Linked DNA regions of Homo sapiens: all the other regions are linked to region 2. Evidence: chromatin loops called from intact Hi-C (ENCODE). Cell type or tissue: heart right ventricle. All regions are shown on one strand. Links, peaks and the distances in the headings refer to the core of each region. The heading gives the core; the rest is flanking DNA.

Evidence for each region. Hi-C counts contacts between places; a loop is a spot of excess contacts. Peaks named below come from ENCODE experiments on the same cell type or tissue, not always from the same donor. Only the 100,000 strongest peaks of a DNase experiment are listed, where the experiment ranks them.
Region 1: a loop joins it to region 2, with 5 times the contacts of the local background. A loop is called at or near these places in 50 of 110 quality-filtered maps.
Region 3: it touches region 2 in a loop (11-fold over the local background); 101 of 110 quality-filtered maps call a loop at or near these places.

Annotation. Positions count from the first base shown.
Region 1 is chr3:196,524,456-196,531,951 of GRCh38, forward strand. It overlaps the pseudogene NAA50P2. Among named protein-coding and RNA genes, the nearest start is that of SMCO1, 13 kb to the left of the region's middle. RefSeq lists an enhancer at 3,463-3,532 and a silencer at 4,303-4,602. In heart right ventricle, for the core only: a CTCF peak has its summit at 4,483 (motif pointing right); a DNase peak (open chromatin) is centred at 4,446; H3K4me3 peaks cover 941 bases.
Region 2 is chr3:196,680,903-196,688,398 of GRCh38, forward strand. No RefSeq gene overlaps it. Among named protein-coding and RNA genes, the nearest start is that of CEP19, 28 kb to the right of the region's middle. RefSeq lists an enhancer at 2,137-2,638. In heart right ventricle, for the core only: CTCF peaks have their summits at 4,172 (motif pointing left) and 4,374 (motif pointing left); a DNase peak (open chromatin) is centred at 4,189; H3K4me3 peaks cover 917 bases; H3K27ac peaks cover 968 bases.
Region 3 is chr3:196,605,495-196,612,990 of GRCh38, forward strand. No RefSeq gene overlaps it. Among named protein-coding and RNA genes, the nearest start is that of LINC01063, 23 kb to the right of the region's middle. In heart right ventricle, for the core only: CTCF peaks have their summits at 3,965 (motif pointing right) and 4,170; a DNase peak (open chromatin) is centred at 3,987; H3K4me3 peaks cover 122 bases; H3K27ac peaks cover 2,719 bases.

The DNA of each region.
Region 1 (7,496 bases), core at 1,672-6,671, 160 kb before region 2:
GGCACTAGCTCTCAGCCTTCCTGTAGGGAAGACTTTCCATCTGTACGTATCAGAAAGGAAGGGAATGGCCCTGGGAGTTTTAACGTAAGCTTGACGAGCAGCTCAACAGCCAGTGGGTTACCTAAGTAGGGAACTTGATTTGGTGGCTAAAGGATGGCCAGCATGCCTTTGAGCCATTGCCTCAGTAGCCCTACTGGTCCCAGAAGCCCCCAAATTAACCCTGGGAAATGATTTAACTGTTTACACCCCACATAACATGGCAGGACTACTGTACTCTAGGGGGAGCCTTTGGCTAACAAACAGTCGACTCCTTAACTATCAGGCCCTGCTGTTAGAGGGTTCCAACATCCAATTAAAAACTTGTGCAGTGGCTCACGCCTGTAATCCCAGCACTTTAGGGGGCCGAGGTGGGTGGATCATGAGGTCAGGAGTTCAAGATCAGCCTGGCCAACATAGTGAAACCCCATCTCTACTAAATACATAAAAATTAGCCAGGCATGGTGGTGGTGCATGCCTGTAGTCCCAGCTACTCGGGAGGCTGAGGCAGGAAAATCACTTGAACCCAGGAGGTGGAGGTTGCATTGAGCTGAGATTGTGCCACTGCACTCCAGCCTGGCGACAGAGTGAGACTCCGTCTCAAAAAAAACAAAAACAAAACCAAAAACAAAAAAATTGTTCTCGCCTAAATCCAGCCACTTTCCTCCCCAAGGAAACTAGGGAACCTGAACATGACTGTGAACAAGTCCTGATACAGACCTATGCAGCCAGGGAAGATCTCAGGGAAACCGCTAGAGAACCCACACTGGACCCTCTTCACAGATGGGAGCTCTTTTGTAGAACAAGGAATCCATAAGGCAGGATATGCAGTAGTCACTCTAAATGACGTCATTGAAAGTGTGTCTCTCCGTCCAAGCACTCAATTAGCTGAGCTGATAGCTCTTACTCGAGCACTAGAATTAAGCAAAGGAAAGGTAGCTAACATTTGCACTGACTCCAAGTATGCTTTCTTGGTTCTTCATGCTCATGCTGCCATCTAAGCTTTCTTTTAAATATTTTCAGTATGTCCAAGAGAAAACACCTGCTTCCGTTTATTTAGCGGTAATAACCTATATGGACTTAAAAATTTTTTTTGTACAGATGAGGTTTCACCATGTTGCCCAGGCTGGTCTTCAGACTCCCAAAGTGCTGCGATTACAGGCGTGAGCCACTGCACCCGGCCAACATTTTCTTTTTTAGAAACAGGGTCTCACTCTGTTGCCCAGGCTGGAGTGCAGTGGCATGATCACGGCATACTGCAGCCTCGACCTCGTGGGCTCAAGTGATTCTCCTTCCTTAGCCTCCCAAGTAGCTGGGACTACAGGTATGCACCACCACGCCCAGCTAATTTTTTTTTGTTTTAATTTTTATGTACAGACAGGCATCTTACTATGTTGTCCTGGCTGGTCTCCAATTCCTGGGCTCAAGTGATTCACCCGCCTTGGCCTCCCAAAGTGTTGGGATTACAGACATGAGCCACCACACCTGGGTTATTGTTGGATTTACTGAAGAAAAGGGGCAGGAGAAAAAAGTTAAATTACGACAAATCTCTAGGTCAATTAGAAGCCATATCTCTGGGATATTTTAAAAAATCAGTCTTACCGCTTCCGACTCTAAAAGTTAATGCCATTAGTAACAACAGCAGGAAAAATAAACCTGATAAAAACCAGCCCATTCATTTTAGCAAAAAAGCAGTTTAACTCAAAATACTTAGACCAAAGTATAACACTACGTACCCAAGGTGCCCCACCCACCAGCAAGAAGAGAAGAAATAATTGCTTTAAAAATCAAAATATGCGGCCAGGCGCCGTGGCTCACCCCTGTAGTCTCAGCACTTTGGGAGGCCAAGGCAGGCAGATTACCTGAGGTCGGGAGTTCAAGACTAGCCTGGCCAACATGGTGAAACCCTCTTTCTACTAAAAACACAAAAATTAGCCGGGCGTGGTGGCGCGTGCCTGTAGTCCCAGCTACCTCGGGAGGCTAAGGCAGGAGAATCGCCTAAACTCAGGAGACGGAGCTTGCAATGAGCCGAGATCCGCCACTGCACTCCAGCCTGGGCGACAGAGCAAGACTCTGTCTCCAAAATAATAATAATAATAATAAATATGCTCAGCATTTCTTCCAGAGATAGCAACGGTGCTACTCCTGAGAGTGCTCGGAAGGACTAAAGCTGGAGTGAAGATAATGTCTAGGGATTGGTATCCCACAAAGGCTTTCAAAGCCCAAGGTACCACAAGCACACTAAACTCGTCTATGAATTAGAAAACAAGATATCACTGCTGCTTCTTTCTGTCTTTTGAAATGTACAATATTTTGTAGGCTCTGCCCTTCGATGTGAAAGCAGGACTAAGAAAAAACAACTAAGAGGGCCAGGCTCGGTGGCTCACGCCTGTAATCCCAGCACTTTGGGAGGCCGAGGCAGGCGGATCATGAAGTCAAGAAATCAAGACCATCTGGCCAACATGGTGAAACCCTGTCTCTACTAAGAAAATACCAAAATTAGCCGGACGTGGTGGCAGGCGCCTGTAGTCCCAGCTACTCAGGAGGCTGAAGCAGGAGAATCATTTGAACCCAGAAGGCGGAGGTTGCAGTGAGCTGAGATCTCGCCATTGCATTCCAGCCTGGGCAACAGTGTGAGACTCCGTCTCCAAAAAAAAAAAATAGAGACAGAGTCTTGCTATGTTGCCCAGGCTGGTCTCCAACTCCAAGCTAAGAAATGTGAAATTATTTGACACCTAAATTTTTAGAACCATTTATCTTAACTGTGAAATTAAACAGATCTACCTTCTCCTGCCTTCAGTCAAACCACCTCACAAAAATAAGAGAACTGAAACAATCCAAACATGATCTTTTTTTTTTTTTTTTTTTTTTTTTTTTTTTTGAGATGGAGTCTTGCTCTGTGGCCCAGGCTGGAGTGCAGTGGCACGATCTCGGCTCACTGCAACCTCTGCCTCCCAGGTTCAAGCGATTCCCCTGTCTCAGGCTCCTGAGTAGCTTGGGACTACAGGCACACGCCACCACGCCTGGCTAATTTTTGTATTTTTAGTACAGATGGGGTTTCACCATGTTGGCCAGGCTCGTCTGGAACTCCTGACCTCAAGTGATCCACCCACCTTGGCCTCCCAAAGTGCTGGGATTACAGGAGTGAGTCACTGCGCCTGGCCCAAACATGATCATTTTTAAAGTCCTTGAAAGTATTAAAACTTTGAAAAGAAAAGAAAGAAGGAAAAACAAAAACATGGCAGTGCAGGAAAGCTTTACAAGAAAGAGGGGGTGAAAATCAATGGGCTTGTCTTTTTTTGTCAACAAGCAAGTGCAAGAAGGTTCATTTTGTGACTTGTTCAGTTGTGTTTTGCATATCTCCATTCTGATCGGAAGGGACTTTGAGGTTTTTCTGCAACTCCTGAGCATCTGCAGGCTCCATCCTCTTATCCTTTATCTGTCTTTGTCTCAGTCATCTCAAAGCCAAACTTCTGTAGAAGTCAATTGCTGACTCATTGCTGATCTGGACAAACAGATGTTGTCAAAAGTGCCATCTTGGCTGGGCAGTGGCTTATGCCTGTAATCCCAGCACTTTGGGAGGCTGAAGTAGGCAGATCCCTAGAGTACAGGAGTTCGAAACTAGCCTGGCCAATATGGTGAAACCCCGTCTCTACTAAAAACACAAAAATTAGCCAGGCGCGGTGGCTCCCATCTGTAACCCCAGCACTTTGGGAGGCCAAGGCGGGCGGATGTCCTGAGGTCGGGAGTTCAAGACCTGCCAGGCCAGCATGGTGAAACCCCGTCTCTACTAAAAATACAAAAATTAGCCGGGCGTGGTAGCACATGCCTCTAATCTCAGCTACTCGGGAGGCTGAGGCAGGAGAATCACTTGAACCCGGGAGGTGGACGTTGCAGTGAGCCGAGATCGCGCCACTGTACTCCAGCCTGGGTGACAGAGCGAGACTCCATCTCAAAAAAAAAAAAAAAAAAAAAAAAAAAAAAAAAAAAAAAAAGAAAGAGAGAGAGAGAGAGAAAGAAGGAGAAGAAAAAGGTGCCATCTTCTCCACAGATGTTTGACACGATTTAACATCTGAGTTGCTATTCCTGGCCTTGGGTAAGGTGCCGGACACCCTGGTGTGATGATGTGTCTGCGAATGATCCACCGTCCCGCCCTCGCCCCAGCTTTGCTAGCTCAGCCTCCAGCACGCCCTTGTAGGACGTGTCCCTGCAGCCGACTGAAAAGGTGGCCTGGATGGGTGTCTTCAAGTACGGAGAACTGCGGTGTCGCGCCTCCGGGCCCCATCCGGCTCCCAGCATCTTCTCCCGCTGCGGAGGCCGCATTTCCACTCAGGGCAGCGCCGCCGCGGTGGTTCCGCCCTGTCGGGCTCAGACCGGCCTGGGCGCCTCCGCGGGGAGCTGGGCGGTGGCGGGGGCCGCGGGAGTGGAGCCGGCCCGAGCCTCCAGGGGGCGCTGGCGGCCGCTTCCTCCATCCGCAGGCGGCTCCCGGCCACGCCCGTCGCTGAGCGTGAGGCGATGGCGGCCGAGCTCAGAACACTGGTCCCCGGAATGGAGAGCTGAGGGGACAGATCTAAGGGACATTTATAACTCCGCAGGGACTCCGGGGTGGGAGTCAGTCCGTCTCAGGTGCGTCTCCGGAAGAACTTCGGCGTCCTCAGGGAATCAGTCCCTGCCCCAGTGAGAAAAACCTTGCTGGGTCCTCCCTGATCCCCGCCACTACTTTTTTCTCCTTAGCAAAATCCAGATATTGTTTGAGTATTGGGCAGCCACGTGCTTCAGGGGAAGCTGAGCCCCTTCCCAGTGTGAGAGTTGGGGGTGAGTCTTAGAATAAATCAATCACAGCAATTTTATTATTATTGCCGTTATCATTGGTTTAGGAACGGACAGGTGGCAGAATTCTGGCCCATGAAATATAAGAAGAGGCCCACTGTGGAGCTTCTGAGGCCGGGCACGGTGGCTCACGCCTGTAATCCCAGCACTTTGGGAGGCTGAGGCTGGCGGATCACGAGGTCAGGAGTTCGAAACCAGCCTGGCCAACATGGTGAAACCCCCATCTCTACTAAAGATACAACAAATTAGCCGGGCGTGGTGGCGCGCACCTGTAATCCCAGCTACTCGGGAGGCTGAGGCAGGAGAATCGCTTGAACCCAGAAGGCAGAGGTTGTAGTGAGCCAAGATCGTGCCATTGCACTCCAGCCTGGGTGACAGGGCGAGACTCTGTCTCCATAAATTAATTAATTAATTAATTAATTAAGACATAGTCTTGCTACGTTGCCCAGGCTGGTCTCCAACTCCTGGGCTCAAGTGGTCCTCCCGCCTTGGCCTCCCAAAGTGCTGGGATTACAGGTGTGAGCCAGAAAAGTTTGTTTAAATTGTGCAAAAATATACATAACAAAATTTACCATTTTTATATTTTACTTACTTTTTATTTATTTCAATAGGTTTTTGGGGAACAGGTGGTGTTTGGTTTCATAAGTTCTTCAGTGGTGATTTCTGAGATTTGGTGCAGCCATCACTCGAGCAGTGTACACGGTACCCAACGTGTGGTCTTTTATCCCTCGCCCCCTTCCCACCCTTTCCCCTGAATACCCAAAGTGCATTGTATCTTTTTTTTTTTTTTTTTTTTTGTGAGATGTAGTCTCTCTGTGTCGCCCAGGCTGGAGTGCAATGGCACGATCTCGGCTCACTGCAACCTCTGCCTCCCGGGTTCAAGTGATTCTCCTGCCTTAGCCTCCTGAATAGCTGGGACTACAGGCACATGCCACCAAGCCCAGCTAATTTTTGTATTTCTAGTAGAGACGGGGTTTCACCATGTTGGGCAGGATGGTCTCGATCTCTTGACCTCATGATTCGCCTGCCTCGGCCTCCCAAAGTGCTGGGATTACAGGCTTGAGCCACCGCACCCGGTCCACTCCGTGGCTTTCTTTTCATCATCTTGATGGTGTGTTTTCATGAACTAATGTTCTTAATTTTCAAGTAGTCCAATTTATCATGTTTTCATTTTGATGTCTTATATATGAAATTTTTCCTACCCCAAGGTCATGAAAATATTTTTTTCCTTTTAGAAGCTTCACCACTTTACCTATTACATTTATATCTGTAATATGCCTAAAATTTAGACCTTTGGATTAATGTGAAGAAGGTCAAGATTCTTTTCTTCTCCATATGGATATACAACTGACTCAATCCCATTTATTATAAAGAGTTTCCTCACTGCTCTGCAGTGGACTTTTGTCATTAATCAAGTTTGCATACATGCAAGCATCTATTTCTATCCTCTATTCTGTTCCATTGGTCTGCTTATTTATTCTTGTGCCCAAATCACACTCAACCTTAATTATTTTGGCTTCATTAAAAAGTCTTAATAACATACAGTGTGAGTCCTCCAGCTATGCTCTTCAAGATTATCTGGGGTATTCTGGGCCATTTGCATTTTCATATAAAATTTTCAATAAGCTTGCTAATTTTTAGAACGCTATGAGCTGGGATATTGAGTAGAATTACATTGACATCTTCATAATATTTAGCCTTCTAATTCATGAATATGATACGTATCTTTATTTAGATTCTCTTTAATTTTCCTCGGTCGTGTTTTGTAGTTTCCTTTGTAGAGTTTTTGCATGTTTTCCATTAGATTTATTACTAGGTATTTGATGTTTCTTGATGCTGTTGTAAGTAGTGTTTAATGTTTTTCTTATTGCTGTTATAAATACGACCAATTTTTCTATATTTACCTTTTTATTCAGCAACCTTACTAAACCCATTTTTCACTTAGTCGTTCATCTGTAGATGCCCGCCCGCCCGCCTGCCTGCCTGCCCGCCCACCCGCCCGCCTGCCCGCCCGCCTGCCCGCCTGCCCGCCTGCCCGCCTTTCTTTTCTTTCGTCTTGCTCTGTCACCCAGGCTGGAGTGCAGTGGCGTGATCTCAGCTCACTGCAACCTCCACCTCCTGGGTTCAAGTGGCTCTCCTGCCTCAGCCTCCTGAGTAGCTGGTACTACCGGCACATGCCACCACACCTGACTAATTTTTGTATTTTTAGTAGAGACAGGGTTGCACCATGTTGGCCAGGCTTGTCTCAAACTCCTGACCTCAGGTGATCCACCCACCTTTTCCTCCCAAAGTGCTGGAATTACAGGCGTGAGTCACCGCATCCGTCCTTGTTCTGCAAACACAATCATGTTGTCTGTGAATGACAGTTTTAGTTCTTCCTTTCCAATTCTTATGTCTTTCATTTCTTTTTCTTGTCTTGTTGTAATGTCTACACCTTCAACAGAATGTTGAATAGAATTAATCAAGGGAATTTCATTCTATTCTCAAACTCCTGACCTCAGGCCATCTGCCTGCCTCAGCCTCCCAAAGTGCTGGGATTATAGGCTTCATTCTATTCTCTTGTTACCAACATCATGAAGAAAGTTTCAGTGTTTTACCATGTTTCTAAATTATTCATGTCTCAAAGAAGA
Region 2 (7,496 bases), core at 1,084-6,083:
ATAAAAAACTGACAACCACCTAAAAGCCCATCCACAGAGGGCTGAATCACCAAACTGTAATATATTCATATATAGAAATACCACACAGCAATACAAAAGAGAAAGTACCATTTTATGCCACAGAGTCAATGAATCTCACTGCCCCACGTTGAGCAGAGAAACCAGATGCCAAAAAGTATATACTGTTTTTGTTTTGTTTTTGTCTTATTAGTAGAGACGGGGTTTCAGCATCTTGGCCAGGCTGGTCTTGAACTCCTGACCTCATGATCCACCCGCCTCGGCCTCCCAAAGTGCTGGGATTACAAGCGTGAGCCACCGCGCCTGGCCAAGTATATACTGTTTTATTCAATTACATTCAAGATGACGAAAGCAATCTAAGGTGGTAGAAGTTACAGTGGTTCACCCTTTTGGGGGTTTGGTATTGACAAGGAAGGGGATGAGGCAGCCTTTTGGAGGTGCTGGAGACGTGTGCTGGTGCCCACAGGGGTGTACATCTGTGTCAACGTTCATTGAACTGTACACTTCAAATTGATGCACTTTGCTGTACGTCCGTTAAATAAAAATGACTATGGAATAATCGCAACCAATCTAGACAATGATAATACTGTAGACAGCATATGACGAAAGCCTGGTCCAAAGCACCTGAGGAGGGGGATCGTAATGTCTGAGACTGACTCTTCAGGACTTAGAATCTCCTTAGAAAGAAAGATAAGTGTAAAAGTTACCACCCTATAATGATGACATAGATTTTTTTTCTTTGCAATTTTATCTTTTTTTTTTTTTTTTTGAGATGGAGTTTCACTGTTGTTGCCCAGGCTGGAGTGCAATGGCACAATCTCGGCTCACCGCAACCTCCGCCTCCCAGGTTCAAACGATTCTCCTGCCTCAGCTTCCTGAGTATCTGGGATTACAGGCATGCACCACCACGCCTGGCTAATTTTGTATTTTTAGTAGAGACGGAGTTTCACCATGTTGGTCAGGCTCAAACTCCCGACCTCAGATGATTCGCCCACCTCAGCCTCCCAAAGTGCTGGGATTACAGGTGTGAGCCACCGTGCCCAGCCCTTATATTTTAAAGGATATTGTTGTTTTACGCATTTTGTATCAGTCGTTTTCAAAAAGTGAATTGCCTATGTGTTACTATCTAGCTTGGAAAAACTTGCAGGTCTCTTTAGCAAACACACATTGTGTGGAAAACACGCTACTCTCTGTGAGAAAGCCAGAAAGGAGCCTCAGGAAATGAACCTGTAAATTAAAGAAAGGAGGGAGATGTTTCCTCCAGCTAGTGGGAAACCTGGAGAGAGGACAGAGGTGACTCTTCCCCAACTCCCACACCTGGACTTTTCCCTCACGGAGGAAGGAAGGAGATGCAGGTATATTTGCTGGAGGGATTTTCTCTGAAGTGGGATGTAAACAAAATACTGTGAAACCAACTTAAGGCAATTTGTCCGTTTATAATCGTTGGTAGATAACAGATGAGGTCCACAGATGTCCTGACCCAAACATCATGGCATGATGGAAGCAAGTCTCAGCCCAGACAGAGCCATATGCACATCATGTTTACTATCAGGCAGGTACAGGAACAGTTTTCAAATGTGTTCTGTGTACTTGACGAAGCCCCAGATCTCCGACCTTTTCGGTACTACTCCATTTCACTTGACACAAATGAAACGCTAGTCTCCAGTGAGGATCCAGCTAGCCTCTTGTCAAACTCAAAGGGCCAAGACTATTTTTTTTTGAAACAGAGTCTTGCTCTGTTGTCCAGGCTGGAGTGCAATGGCATGATCTCGGCTCACTGCAACCTCCACCTTCCAGGTTCAAGCGATTCTCCTGCCTCAGCCTCCCGAGTAGCTGGGATTACAGGTGCACACCACCACTCCTGGCTAATTTTTTTTGTATTTTCAGTAGAGACAGGGTTTCTCCATGTTGGTCAGGCCGGTCTCGAACTCCCGACCTTGGGTGATCTGCCCGCCTCGGCTTCCCGAAGTGCTGAGATTACAGGCATGAGCCACTGTGCCCAGCCCAGAAAGGTTTTCTTTTCTTTTCTTTTTCTTTTTTTTTTTTTTTTTGAGACAGAGTCTCCCTCTGTCACCCAGGCTGCAGTGCAGTGGCACGATCTCGGCTCACTGCAACCTCTGCTACCAGGGGACCTGCCCCGATAATCACGTACGTTCTTTTCTCGTTTCCCTAAGCGTCCGCCGGCTTGAGAAATAAAGGGACAGAGTACAAAAGAGAGAAATTTTAAAGCCGGGCATCTGGGGAAGACATCACATGTCGGTAGGTTCCGTGATGCCCCACAAGCCACAAAAACCAGCAAGTTTTTATTAGGGATTTTCAAAAGGGGAGGGAGTGTGCGAATAGGTGTGGGTCACAGACATCAAGTATTTAACAGGGTAATAGAATATCACAAGGCAAGTGGAGGAAGGGCGAGATCACAGGACCACAGGACCAAAGTGAAATTAAAATTGCTAATGAAGTTTCGGGCACCATTGTCATTGATAACATCTTATCAGGAGACAGGCTTTTGAGATCAACTGGTCTGACCAAAATTTATTAGGCGGGAATTTCCTCTTCCTAATAAGCCTGAGAGCGCTATGGGAGACTGGAGTTTATTTCATCCCTACAGTCTCGACCATAGAAGATGGCCACACCTAAGGGGGCCACACCGAAGGGGGCCATTTATAGACCCACCCTCAGGGGTGCATTCTCTTTCTCAGGGATGTCCCATGCTGAGAAAAAGAATTCAGCGATATTTCTGCCATTTGCTTTTGAAAGAAGAGAAATATGGCTGTGTTCTGCCCTGCTCACATGTGGTCAGAGTTTAAGGTTATCTCTCTTGTTCCCTGAACAATTGCTGTTATCCTGTTCTTTTTTCAAGGTGCCCACATTTCATATTGCTCAAACACACATGCTGTACAATTTGTGCAGTTAATGCAATTATTACAGGGTCCTGAGGTGACATACATCCTCCTCAGCTGACAGGATTAAGAGATTAAAGTAAAGACAGGCATAGGAAATCACAAGGGTATTGATTGGGGAAGTGATAAGTGTCCATGAAATCTTCACAATTTATGTTTAGAGATTGCAGTAAAGATAGGCATAAGAAATTACAAAAGTATTAATTTGGGGAACTAATAAATGTCCATAAAATCTTCACAATCCACGTTCTTCTGTCATGGCTTCAGCTGGTGACTTCCTGCAACACTCCGCCTCCCGGGTTCAAGTGATTCTCCTGCCTCAGCCTCCCCAGTAGCTGGGACTACAGGCACCCGCCACCACACCCGGCTAATTTTTTGTATTTTCAGTAGAGATGGGGTTTCACCATGTTGGCCAGGCTGGTCTCGATCTCCTGACCTCATGATCCACCCGTCTCGGCCTCCCAAAGTGCTGGGATTACAGGCTTGAGCCACCGCGCCTGGCCAAGGTTTTCTTAATGGAGGGACATAAAGTCGATATTAGTCGAAAGGGGCAAGTCCCCCTCTTTTACAATGGACACAGAGCTGAAAAGACTATGAGTGACAAAAACTGGTGATAAGTGAAACACAAAACAGGAAAATAGAAGGAGTTACAGTAACATTGTTTGAAGTGTTTTGTTTTTGTTTGAGACGGAGTCTTGCTCTGTCACCCAGGCTGGAGTGCAGTGGTGCGATCTCGGCTCACTGCAACCTCCATCTCCCGGGTTCAAGCGATTCTCCTGCCTCAGCCTCCTGAGTGGCTGGGATTACAGGTGTTCACCACAATGCCCGTATTTTTGTATTTTTAGTAGAGATGGGGTTTCACCACGGTGGCCAGGTTGGTCTCGAACTCCTGACCTCAGGTGATCCGCCTGCCTCGGCCTTCCAAAGTGTTGTGATCACAGGCGTGAGCCACCGCGCCTGGCCTGTTTGAAGTTTTCTTAATGTATTGCATTTAATCAAAGAGGATTGTAAAATGTTTTTAAACTCAGGTGAGCTCTGAAAGTGCCTAGTCCTTGTATTTACCCAAACCAGTGTTTAACTCCTGCCACTGCCACTCACAAAATGCTGGATTGCCTACCACTTACTTCACTCTGCTCCTTGGTTTCTTAATCTGTATAATAGGATCAGAAATTCTTCTGTGAGGAAATTCGGAAAGGAAAACCCAAACGTAGCAGAGACAATGGACATTGGCACCCTTCTGCCCCCTGGTGGTAATTTTTAGAACCATGTGGGCAGTGGCGAGGCTAAAAATAAAATGTGCAAAGTGTAAAACAAAAACCACGCAGTGTCTTCCTTGTCATGCACAGCCGCGTTCGAATCGCTCATTGTCTTGCCTCCTCAGTGCTTTCTCCCGCCCACGACTATCAGTGGTCCAACCACACATTGCAGGAAGTTCCAGGAGTCATCCACTTACCCTAGAGCAAGCTTGTCCCACCTGCTGCCCGCGGGCTGCATGTGGCCCAGGTGGCTTTGAATGCAGCCCAACACAAATTGATAAGCTTTTTTTTGTGACTTTTTTTTTTTTTAGTTCATCAGCTATCATTAGTGTTAGTGTATTTTTTAATGTATGGCCCAAGACAATTCTTCTTTTAATGTGGGGAGAAAAAAGATTGGACACCCCTACCCTAGAGGAATGATAGTGTTTAGTATTTGTTTTCATTCTTATTTTCCTTCTCCTCTATATCGCATGGATTGTGGAGCGTGTCCATGTCTTCAGGTCATCAGCATGACTTTTAGGGGAGGTGACTACAGAGTCAAAGCCATGGGAGATGCGGAATTCAGCTGAAGATCACTTAAACATCCAGCACCGCTGTAGCACTAGTCATAGAAAGAATATGAAGAGAATTCAAGATTAAACAGATTGGCCAGGCGCGGTGGCTCAGGCCTGTAATCCCAGCACTTTGGGAGGCCGAGGCAGGCGGATCACCTGAGGTCAGGAGTTAGAAACCAGCCTGGCCAACATGGTGAAACCCATCTCTATTAAAAGTACAAAAAATTTAGCCGGGTGTGGTGGCACATGCCTGTAATCCCAGCTACTCGGGAGGCTGAGGCAGGAGAATCGCTTGAACCCGGGAGGCAGAGGTTGCAGTGAGCCGAGATTGTGCCACTGCACTCCAGCCTGGACGACAGATCAAGACTCTGTCTGGAAAAAAAAAAAAAAAAGATTGAGCAAAGCAGTCAATAGATTAATTGGATTTAATTAAGTGATGAAAGAATTGAGTAATGGAACTTCACCCATTCTAACCATGTGATAAAGTAGAAAAGGTTCAAAGATTTAGTAGGGGTTTAAAATGAGTTTAAGAGAATGGGATTACAATTCCAATCCCATTGGTAAGACAAATTTTATTTCTAAAAATTCATGTATTTCCCCCCTTTATACAACTGCAAATGCGAGTTTGGAGCTAGAGTGGGAGAGGAAAGCAAAGAATGAAGGGAAAGAAATAGGAGGAAGATTCTAGAAATGGGGGCAGCATGGGAGAAGTGGTGGGAGCAAAGTCCTGGCATATAGATGCCACAATCAAAACTTCTGCCCTGTTTCCTAGCTGCTTGGTGTCAGCACTGGGGCCATTCCCCCAGCCTGTGACCTTGGCATCCCCTATGTTGACCTGGGCTCTTCCTCTGTCCTTCCACCTGGATGTCCTTTAGTGGGTCCTGGCCAGGGTCCTATTGCTCCCTTTAACCTCTGGAGCTTTTGTCTGCTACATTTTCTTACACTGATGCTGACTCAGACCTAATGCTGGGTGAAGTTGTGATGTGGCTGAAGTGTCTGGGTGTAATTCAAGAATCCTCGAGGGAGAATCAGGAGTTTTGGGTTCCGGTTCCAACTTGGTAATTTACCAAGTCACAGCCTCCTGGAGCCTGGTTTTCCCTATCAATAAAATGAAGAAATCTGTCTTCTCTAGTTCATAAGTTGTCAAGATCAAATGTGTAAATACATAGGAAGTTCTTAGGAAAGGGAAGGCTTCTATCACTGTAAAGAAGTATCATTGATAACTAGTATATGATAGTCTGCTGCCGTCTGCCTTCCCCATATGTACCCTATCATGCTCTGAGTCCCTCCTTCCTGCCTTTTCCCCATCTCTTATCACAACCTGCTTTTTGTATGTGATTGCTATTTACACCTTGATAATATTAAATCAGAGATATACACAATTAAATTTGAGATAGTTACGCCTTGTCCAGAAATATTCACATATTAAGCTTGATCGCTATTTGGGTGGTAAAAAGTTAGTCCTTGTTCAAGAAATGTTAACCAACAGTTTGGGGTAGGAGGGAGAAGTGAGGCTTTCCTTGTGTTCTGAAATCACTATATTTCATGCCTGAATTAGCCTGTCTGAGCTGGAATTCAGAGTGAATCTTTGGATCCATGTTTTAAAGGGACAACTATAGAGACTCCCATTGCTTTTTCTATGCACATAGTTTTTGTGCGGTTTTTACTGGAATCTTATTACAGTTACAGTTACCATCCCATGGACCAACATGGTCCATCGAGGGCCTTGCAGTGAGAGGGTCAGTCCATAGATGCTGGAGCCACATGACGTGGGTTCAAATTTCAACTCTCCCACTTATTAGTGTGTGACCTTGGACAGGCTGCTTCACTGCTCCGGCCCTCAGTTTTCTAATTTGCAAAATGGGGGAGATTAATAATACCTATCTCCAGAGGTTTGTTGGGAGGATTAAATAATAGGCCTAAAACACCTAGAGCAGTGTCTGGCACTGAGTACACATTAGCTGGAATTTATTTCAATTGCATGTTTGAAAAAATTTAAACCATTCAGAAATTTAATTTTAAAAATAAAAAATGAAAAGTCACTTAAGCTCTCTATCTCCCACTTTAACCCCACTCCTCTTTCCACAGGCAAACTGTTAACAGTCACTTTGCACACATCATTCAAGAGTTTTGTTTTGTTTTTGTTTTTGTTTTGAGACTGAGTTTTGCTCTTGTTGCCCAGGCTGGAGTGCAATGGTGTGATCTCGGCTCACTGCAACCTCTGCCTCCCAGGCTCAAGCGATTCTCCTGCCTCAGCCTCCCGAGTAGCTGGGATTAAAGGCATGCGCCACCACGCCCGGCTAAATTTTGTATTTTTAGTAGAGATGGGGTTTCTACATGTTGGTTAGGCTGGTCTCAAACTCCTGCCCTCAGGTGATCCGCCCGCCTCGGCCTCCCAAAGTCCTGGGATCACAGGTGTGAGCCACTGCACCTGGCCTCATTCAAGAGTTTTTACTGATATATTTTTTAAATCAAAGAATTATAATATACTATTTGGCAACTTGTTTTCCTCACTTAACCATGTAGCTAGGAGTTATTTCCAGGTCACTATGCCCAGTGCTACCTTCTTCTGCCTAAGGGTTTCATAGTATGCCGCAGCATGGACACTGCGCAATTCACTTAACCAATGTCTTATTGATGGATATTTGGAGTGTTTCCAGTTTTCGATATTTGGAGTGTTTCCAGTTTTCCACGATCATATTCGCTTTTTGCACATTCTTTTCTCTTTATAATTCAGAACCATCAAGCTGAAGCCCAGCAGGGCTTCC
Region 3 (7,496 bases), core at 1,672-6,671, 75 kb before region 2:
GGTGTGAGGGGATGCATATAGTGCCCAAGATTCTCACCATTTCATGGGGAAGAGTGCTTAGGCTAGGCATAGCTGGACACATCATGTGTTCTGTACAAGAGAGGGAATATAAAATTCCTTGTTGTCTCACGCATTTATAAAGTATTATGGAGGGCAGGCGCCGTGGCTCACGCCTGTAATCCCAACACTTTGGGAGGCTGAGGCAGGTGGATCACCTGAAGTCAGGAGTTCAAGACCAGTCTGGCCAACATGGTGAAACCCCGTCTCTACTAAAAATACAAAAATTATTCATGCGTGGTGGTGGGCACCTGTAATCCCAGCCACTCGGGAGGCTGAGGCAGGAGAACTGCTTGTACCTGGGAGGCAGAGCTCGCAGTGAGCCGAGATCACACCAATGCACTCCAGCCTGGGCAACAGAGCAAGACTCTGTCTCCAAAAAAAAAAAAAAGAATTATGGAGGAATCAGAGATCATCTGACCAAGGTGTCTTTGCAATTCAGGTTTCAGCCTTTCTGGCCTAAGAAATAATGTTAGAAACAACCCAATAATCCAGACAGTTTATACATGAGGGGGTTTGTGGCCCTCCCTGAAGAGCCAGCTTATTGCTAGGTTACCTGAAAAAAGACTCACAAGGGTCATCCACTTAACAAACTTGTTTATCCCTCTGCATTACACCTCTGGCCCTGGCGATTTATTAAACAGGCTTTCCGACCCAGGGCTTGTATTAGTTGACAACATCGTGACAAGTTTGCATCATGGGCCATGAAAGGCATAAAAGGTATTTTGAGGCTTCTGTCCATATCTGTAAAACAAAAGGAGAAATAGTCTTTAAAACATTTTTAATATAGGTTTTTAATCTATCTAGAATTTATTTTTGTTATGGAGAAAGTAGAAATTTCATTATTAAATACATACTGTTAATATTGTATCCTGCTCCTATTTATTGAATAGCTTATGCTTCCATTGATTTACAGTGCCTCCTCTGTCACATATCAAGTTTCCATATGTACATATACATGGGCCAGCTCCTGGACTGTCTGATTCTTTTGGCCTCTTTGTCTACACATAGGCTAGTACTATACACTCTTAGTTGTTCTCACTTTATAATCAATCTTAGGGTTTTTGTTTTGTTTTAGAGTCACGGTCTTGGTCTGTCACCCAGGCTGTGGTACAGTGGCATGGCCATAGCTCACTGTACCCTTGAACTCTTGGGCTCAAGAAATCCTCCCATCTCAGCCTCCCTAGTAGCTGGGACTTCAGGTGTGCACCATGACACCTGGTCAATCCTTTTTATAGATCTTTTATAATGTTTTAAATAAGCTTTTTTCTAGGGCTGGAGTCTCACTATGTTGCCAAGGCTGAGCTCGTATTCCAGATCTCAAGTGATCTTCCTGGGATCGTAGGCTGGGATTACAGGCATGAGCCCTGTGATCACGGCTCACCGCAGCCTCTGTCTCCTGGGCCCAACTCCTGATCTTGAACTCCTTGGCTCAAGTGATCCTCCCACCTCAGCCTCCCAAGTAGCTGGGACTACATGCACACACCACTATGCTGGCTAATTTTTTTGCATTTTTTTGTACAGACAGGGTTTCACCACATTGCCCAGGGTGGTCTTGAACTCCTGGGCTCACGCAATCCGCCTGCCTTGGCCTCCCAAAGTGCTGGGATTACAAGCATAAGCCAGGGTGCCCAGCCCCAGTCTTCATTTTGAAAGAGCAATTCCCTCAAACTTTTGGTTTTAAAAAATTGTTTTGGTTATTCTTGGCCCTTTACTCTTCTATATAGATTTTAGAACGTACCTTGTGAAGTCACCTGGAAGTTCTGTTGGGATTTTTATTGAAAATTGAAAATATAAATCAATATGCATGTTGAATCAATAGACTTGGGAAGAATTGGTATCTTTATGATGAAATGCATTCTCATCCATGACTGTAGCATATCTTCATCATCTTTTATGTCATTCAATATTGTCTTTGAAGATCCAATAAAAAGATAGGGTTCTCTGCTTGGGTTTGGCCCCTGTAGAGGCCAAAATATTATCTTTATTGCTGGTAGCGACCAGGTTAGAGGACGTAGCTTTAGGTCTGTTAGCTGAGTGTTTAGTAGATCAAGGCAACAAATATACAAACAATTTGATAAACATATATATATATATATAAAACACCGCCAGCAGTTTGCTCCCCAAAAAGAAAAGCAGAACTAACATATCCAGATTATTCTTCCTAAATTTACTATTTAACATCACTCTGTCCTCCAAGGAGCAGAATGAGTAAAGAGGCAGAGAGACTGAGACTATCACACCAATAGAGGTCCTTGAAATGAATGGAAATCTTAGGAGTAGGAACTAAGCATGCTTTCCTCACAGGCATCTAAGTTGTTTGTGTACAGATCCTTTGCCCATTTAAAAAATGAGTAATTTGGCCGGGTGGAGTGGCTCATGCCTGTAATCCTAGCACTTTGGGAAGTCGAGGTGAGCAGATTGCCTGAGCTCAGGAGTTCAAGACCAGCCCGAGCAACATGATGAAACCCCGTCTCTACTAAAAATATTTAAAAAATTAGCTGGGCATGGTGGTACACACTTGTAATCCCAGTTACTTGGGAGGCTGAGGCACAAGAATTGCTTGAGCCTGGGAGGCAGAGGTTGCAGTGAACTGAGATTGCACCACTGCACTCCAGCCTGGGTGACAGATTGAGACTCTGTCTCAAAAATAAAAAATAAAATAAACTAAAATAAAAAATGCGTAATTTGTCTTTTTATTGTTGAGTTGAAGTCCAATTTATTTACTTCTTTTGTCACTTGGGCTTTTGGTTTCATATCTAAGAAACCATTGTCTAGTTCAAAGTCACAAAGATTTACTCCTTTGTTTTCTTCAAAGGGTTTTACAGTTTGATCTCTCACATTTAGGTCTATGAGAATTTAGAATTATTTTTTTGTTTATGGTGTGAGGTAGGAATTCAACTTCATTCTCTTACATGTGGATATTCACATGAACTATAATCTGTTCAATCATTTCTCCTTTACTGTTATTTTCTTCTGAGGCTTTTAAAAGGGGATATATTAGAGACCCAATGTATTGTCTCGATTGCCTAGCTGATGTCACATATTTTTTACTTGAAAAAATGTCTTTATCGTGTTTACTGCTCTGTCTTGTGTTAATTCACAAATTTTCTCTTTGTGCTCAGTATGGAGTTTATTCTATTAGATTTTAAAAGTCATTAAACATATGTCATGTTCGTAAGATTTCTAACCCATTTTTTTCTCATTTAAAAATAAACTAATGAATTTACTATTTTTGAATATGAAACATAGGCACACAGCACAGAATTCAAAGAATAAAAAATACAATGATGAGGTTATTGGCTTTAAAAATATTTACCTGTTCTTGTTTCATTTTTGTTAGTTCTTGTTTCATAACTTTGTTATAATGTGTGTTATTTATAGAGCTATAAGTGTGTGTGCAGGGGGAGTTGGTAGAAGACAACATAGGTCACAGCCTGTGCAAGGAAGAATAGTGGGAGACAGAAATAAAGAGGTAAGTTGGGGTCAGTTTGTGGACTTTGGAATAAAAGGGAAGAAAACAGTTGTCGAAGAGTATGAAGCTTATTATCTTAGCCATGTAGTCTTTGAATAATTTTTTTACCACTTAATAAACATTGTGCTTTAAGAAGGCTAAAATGCTTCAGATATACCAAAGGGAGGAGATGGGTAGTCTAGGCCTCATTAAAAGGCTTCCATCTCAGGTGGGTACCCAACCACCTTATACTTCCTTGACCCCTTTTCACAGGCCTGTATGCTGATTATAAGCCAGACGTTTCAGACATTTTGTGAAAAGATTTTAGTGTCTGGCTATATTTAAATGCTCTGTTTTATCACTTACCCTTCAAAGTCCCCTCCTCTCCTGCCCCTGATGTGGCCACTCTGAAAGGAGTCCCTCTCCCCGGGATCCAACAGTGTTCTCCCAGCAGGGGGCAGCAGCGGCACATGTCAGGTGCCCAGGGGAGGGTGGGGTGCCAAGGGGTGCCCTGTGGGGAGGAGCTTGCATGAGGAAACACATGGAATGGAAAAAGTAAACTAGTTCCTCAGTCCCACTTCAGAGTCAAACCCGCACCTGTGGTGAGTTGAGCCACAAATATGTTTTCTCTAAAGCTGGCAGCCGTTTATTTTGGAAGGAGGAAGATGCACTCAATACTATTGAGGACCTGGCTTTTTTTTCTTTGCTTTTTCCTAATTTCTTATCCTCTGCTTCGGCCATAAATGTTCTAGTTTCTCTCACTCTTCTCTTTCCCTTCCTTCATGTCCAACATTTTCCCATTTTTTTCCCAATGGTCAGGAGTATAGGTCTGGCCAAATAATCACCTTCTAGTAATAAGAATATTTCTGGAAATAAGAAACACAGCATAAGGGAAGGGAAAAGCTGGTTGGCTCCCCCAGTTCCTCACCTACCCCAGAGGCATCACACTGATCTCCAAGACTATCATCACCCGGAAGGCAAAGGCCTCTCACAATTTCTTACACATCTCTATGTTCCCCACTCACTTGCTAGACTGGATGAGAACATAGACACCCACCTGCAATCTGGTCTATAGCTTTGTCCACACCCGCATGGCATGTGGAGAAGGAATGCCTGGGGGTAGGACCTGGGGGGCTGGGGATCAAAACACTGTAATGAGGGGTAGTTTTGCAGAAATCCCCAAAAATGTGATCCTAGGACCTTCTCACTGCTTCTCCCTGAAATCCACTGTTACAATGCCCTTATACTATCTCGGTATCTAGGTGTACCACAGTAGAGGCAGCGTGGTAACTGTGTGACCTCTAACCTAGTCCCACCATGGCCAAGGTGACAAACATGTACATGGGAGTTTATCATCTTGGGCGTGGTTGAACTAGGTTAGAGGTCACATAGTTAATTTTGGGCAAGTCACTTGCCTTCTCTGGGCCTCAGTTTTCTTTTCTTTTTTTTTTCTGAGACAGAGTCTCACTCTGTTGCCCAGGCTGGAGTGCAGTGGCGTGATCTCAGCTTACTGCAAGCTCCACCTCCCGGGTTCATGCCATTCTCCTGCCTCAGCCTCCCGAGTAGCTGGGACTACAGGTGCCCACCACCATGCCCGGCTAATTTTTTTGTATTTCTAGTAGAGACGGGGTTTCACCGTGTTAGCCAGGATGGTCTCGATCTCCTGACCTCGTGATCTGCCCGCCTCGGCCTCCCAAAGTGCTGGGATTACAGGCGTGAGCCACCACGCCCGGCCCTCAGTTTTGTTATCTATAAATGGGTATTAATAATGCCTTTCATAAATATCTCACAGAGGACGGGCGCAGTGGCTCATGCCTGTAATCTCAACACTTTGGGAGGCCAAGGCTGGAGGATTGCTTGAGGCCAGGAGTTTGAGACCAGCCTGGGCAACAAAGTAAGACCCCATCTCCACAAAAAATAAGAATTAGCTGGGCATAGTGGTGCATGCCTGTAATCCTAGCTACTTGGGAGGCTGAGGCAGGAGGATCCCTTGAGCCCAGAAGGTGGAGGCTGCAGTGAGCTGTGATCGTGCCACTAGACTCTAGTATGGTGACAGAGTGGCGCCTTGTCTCTAAAATATAATAAAAATAAATACCTCACAGACGTGAGATACTCAAGTAAGATAATAATGTGAAAAGTTTGCATTTATGGTGGAGTGTTTTTAAAACATTATTTATCATTACTAGCTCTTTTTCAAGAGCACTTTGGCCCTTGTCTCATGGGCATGTTGCTTGAATTTCAGCCAAAGGATTAGGTGTTGGGACAAGTTGGCTTAAAAACATCTTTTAAAATTTATTTTAATTTATTTTTAGAGATATGGTCTCTCTATGTTGCCCAGGCTGGTCTTGAATTCCTGGCCTCAAGCCATCCTCCTTGCCTCAGCCTCCCAAAGTGCTGGGATTACAGGCATGAGCCACCAGGCCAGGCCAAAAATTTCTTATCTTTAATTATTACGGATACATAATAGTTGTACGTCTTTCAAATTGAACTCTTGAGGGGTCCAGGGCCATTGAGAGGAAAGACAGCACAGAACCAGGTGGATTTATTTCTAGGGATTTGGCTCCTAGCCCCTTGTCAGGGAAGGTGGCTTCTTTCTTTCCCTGGGGCCAAGAGAGACTAATAGGGAGATGTATCTCTAGAATCCTAGGTCTGAATGAGACGCCAATGGGTCATTGGTTTTAGGTGTTTTTTTGTTTTTGTTTTTGCCCCTCAGGTAAGGCTACATCGAAACCACACTAAGAGGATCAGAAAGAATATATGTTAAATGTTTCCAAGGAGATTCTATATTCTTTCCAGGTAATTCAGGACTAAGGATGTTTTACAGCGAGTTCTTCTTTTTAGCCTTTTGGCTGCAATTGAGGGTTGAAAATGCTTTGAGGGTAGTCTATTCATCTTTATATCCTGTCCAAACCCAGCACAAACAGGCCCTAGGGTCCCGTCTATTGACCTGAACTGCATTGTTCTGCTCTGCCTGGAGCTAGGAAATATGCTGGTCACTATTTTTTGTTGGCTTTAAATATAGTATTTGCAAAGTTCAAAACAAATCTTATGATCATTTGGCTTGTGGCTTCTCTCCTAAATCTCCCTCCTTTTAGAATGGTCAGGATGGGAGGAGGACGTGCCAAGACTGAGCTTCTGTTTCTTTTCAAGGACAGTCCCTGCAATGGCTTCGTTTGACCTACCCTCCCTTTTCTTATCAAATGAAATCAGCTACCACAGGAAATTGACTTCTCCAGATTGTAGGAGACAGGAAGCAGCACCACAAAGCAGGTTCCAGGGAGGGAAGGCAGAGATGAGAGAAACAGCTCGAGTCCCAGCTCGGTCAGTGCCTGGCCCCGGCCTCGCTTTCCGCCTCTCTGTCTCATTCTTACCATCTCTAGCCTCACCTACCCTTCTTCTGGGTCCTGGTGTCTGAGGCTGAAAGGCGCTGTAGAAGTCTCCAAGGCCAGCCTCCCTCCCCACTCAGTCACTCCCAACAAGCCTTCCAGCCTGTGCTTGACCCTTCCAGGCATGGAAATTTTACTGCTTCCCCTAAGAAACCAGCTCTGTTTTGCCTTTTATCCATCTGAAACCTCCCTCCTCCAGTGTTCTTCCACTGGCCTCACTTTTCCTTGGGACAGCCCTTTCCATACCTGAGTCTCCAGGCTAAGCCCTCCCGGGGAGGTCTCTTGGTAGAGGCATGAGTTTCTCAGAAACTCAACCAGAGGGAGTCAGGAAGGGGTCTAAGCAGGAAGGAAAAGGTGAGAACAATGCCATCGTGGGCCCTTTCCTTGCCAAGGAGTTATGTGTGGTGGCTTTAACTTGATGTTTAGTACAACTTCAACGTGCTTTTCTTCTCCTGCATGACTACTGCCTTGTGGGAAGAGTGTCTTCTCTTTTAGCTCACTTCATTAATTTTTTATGAAATATCTAAATACATATATAAAGGTGTCATGACATTCCACTCCTAAATACTTCAGTGTGTATCTTTAAGACGTAAGAATAT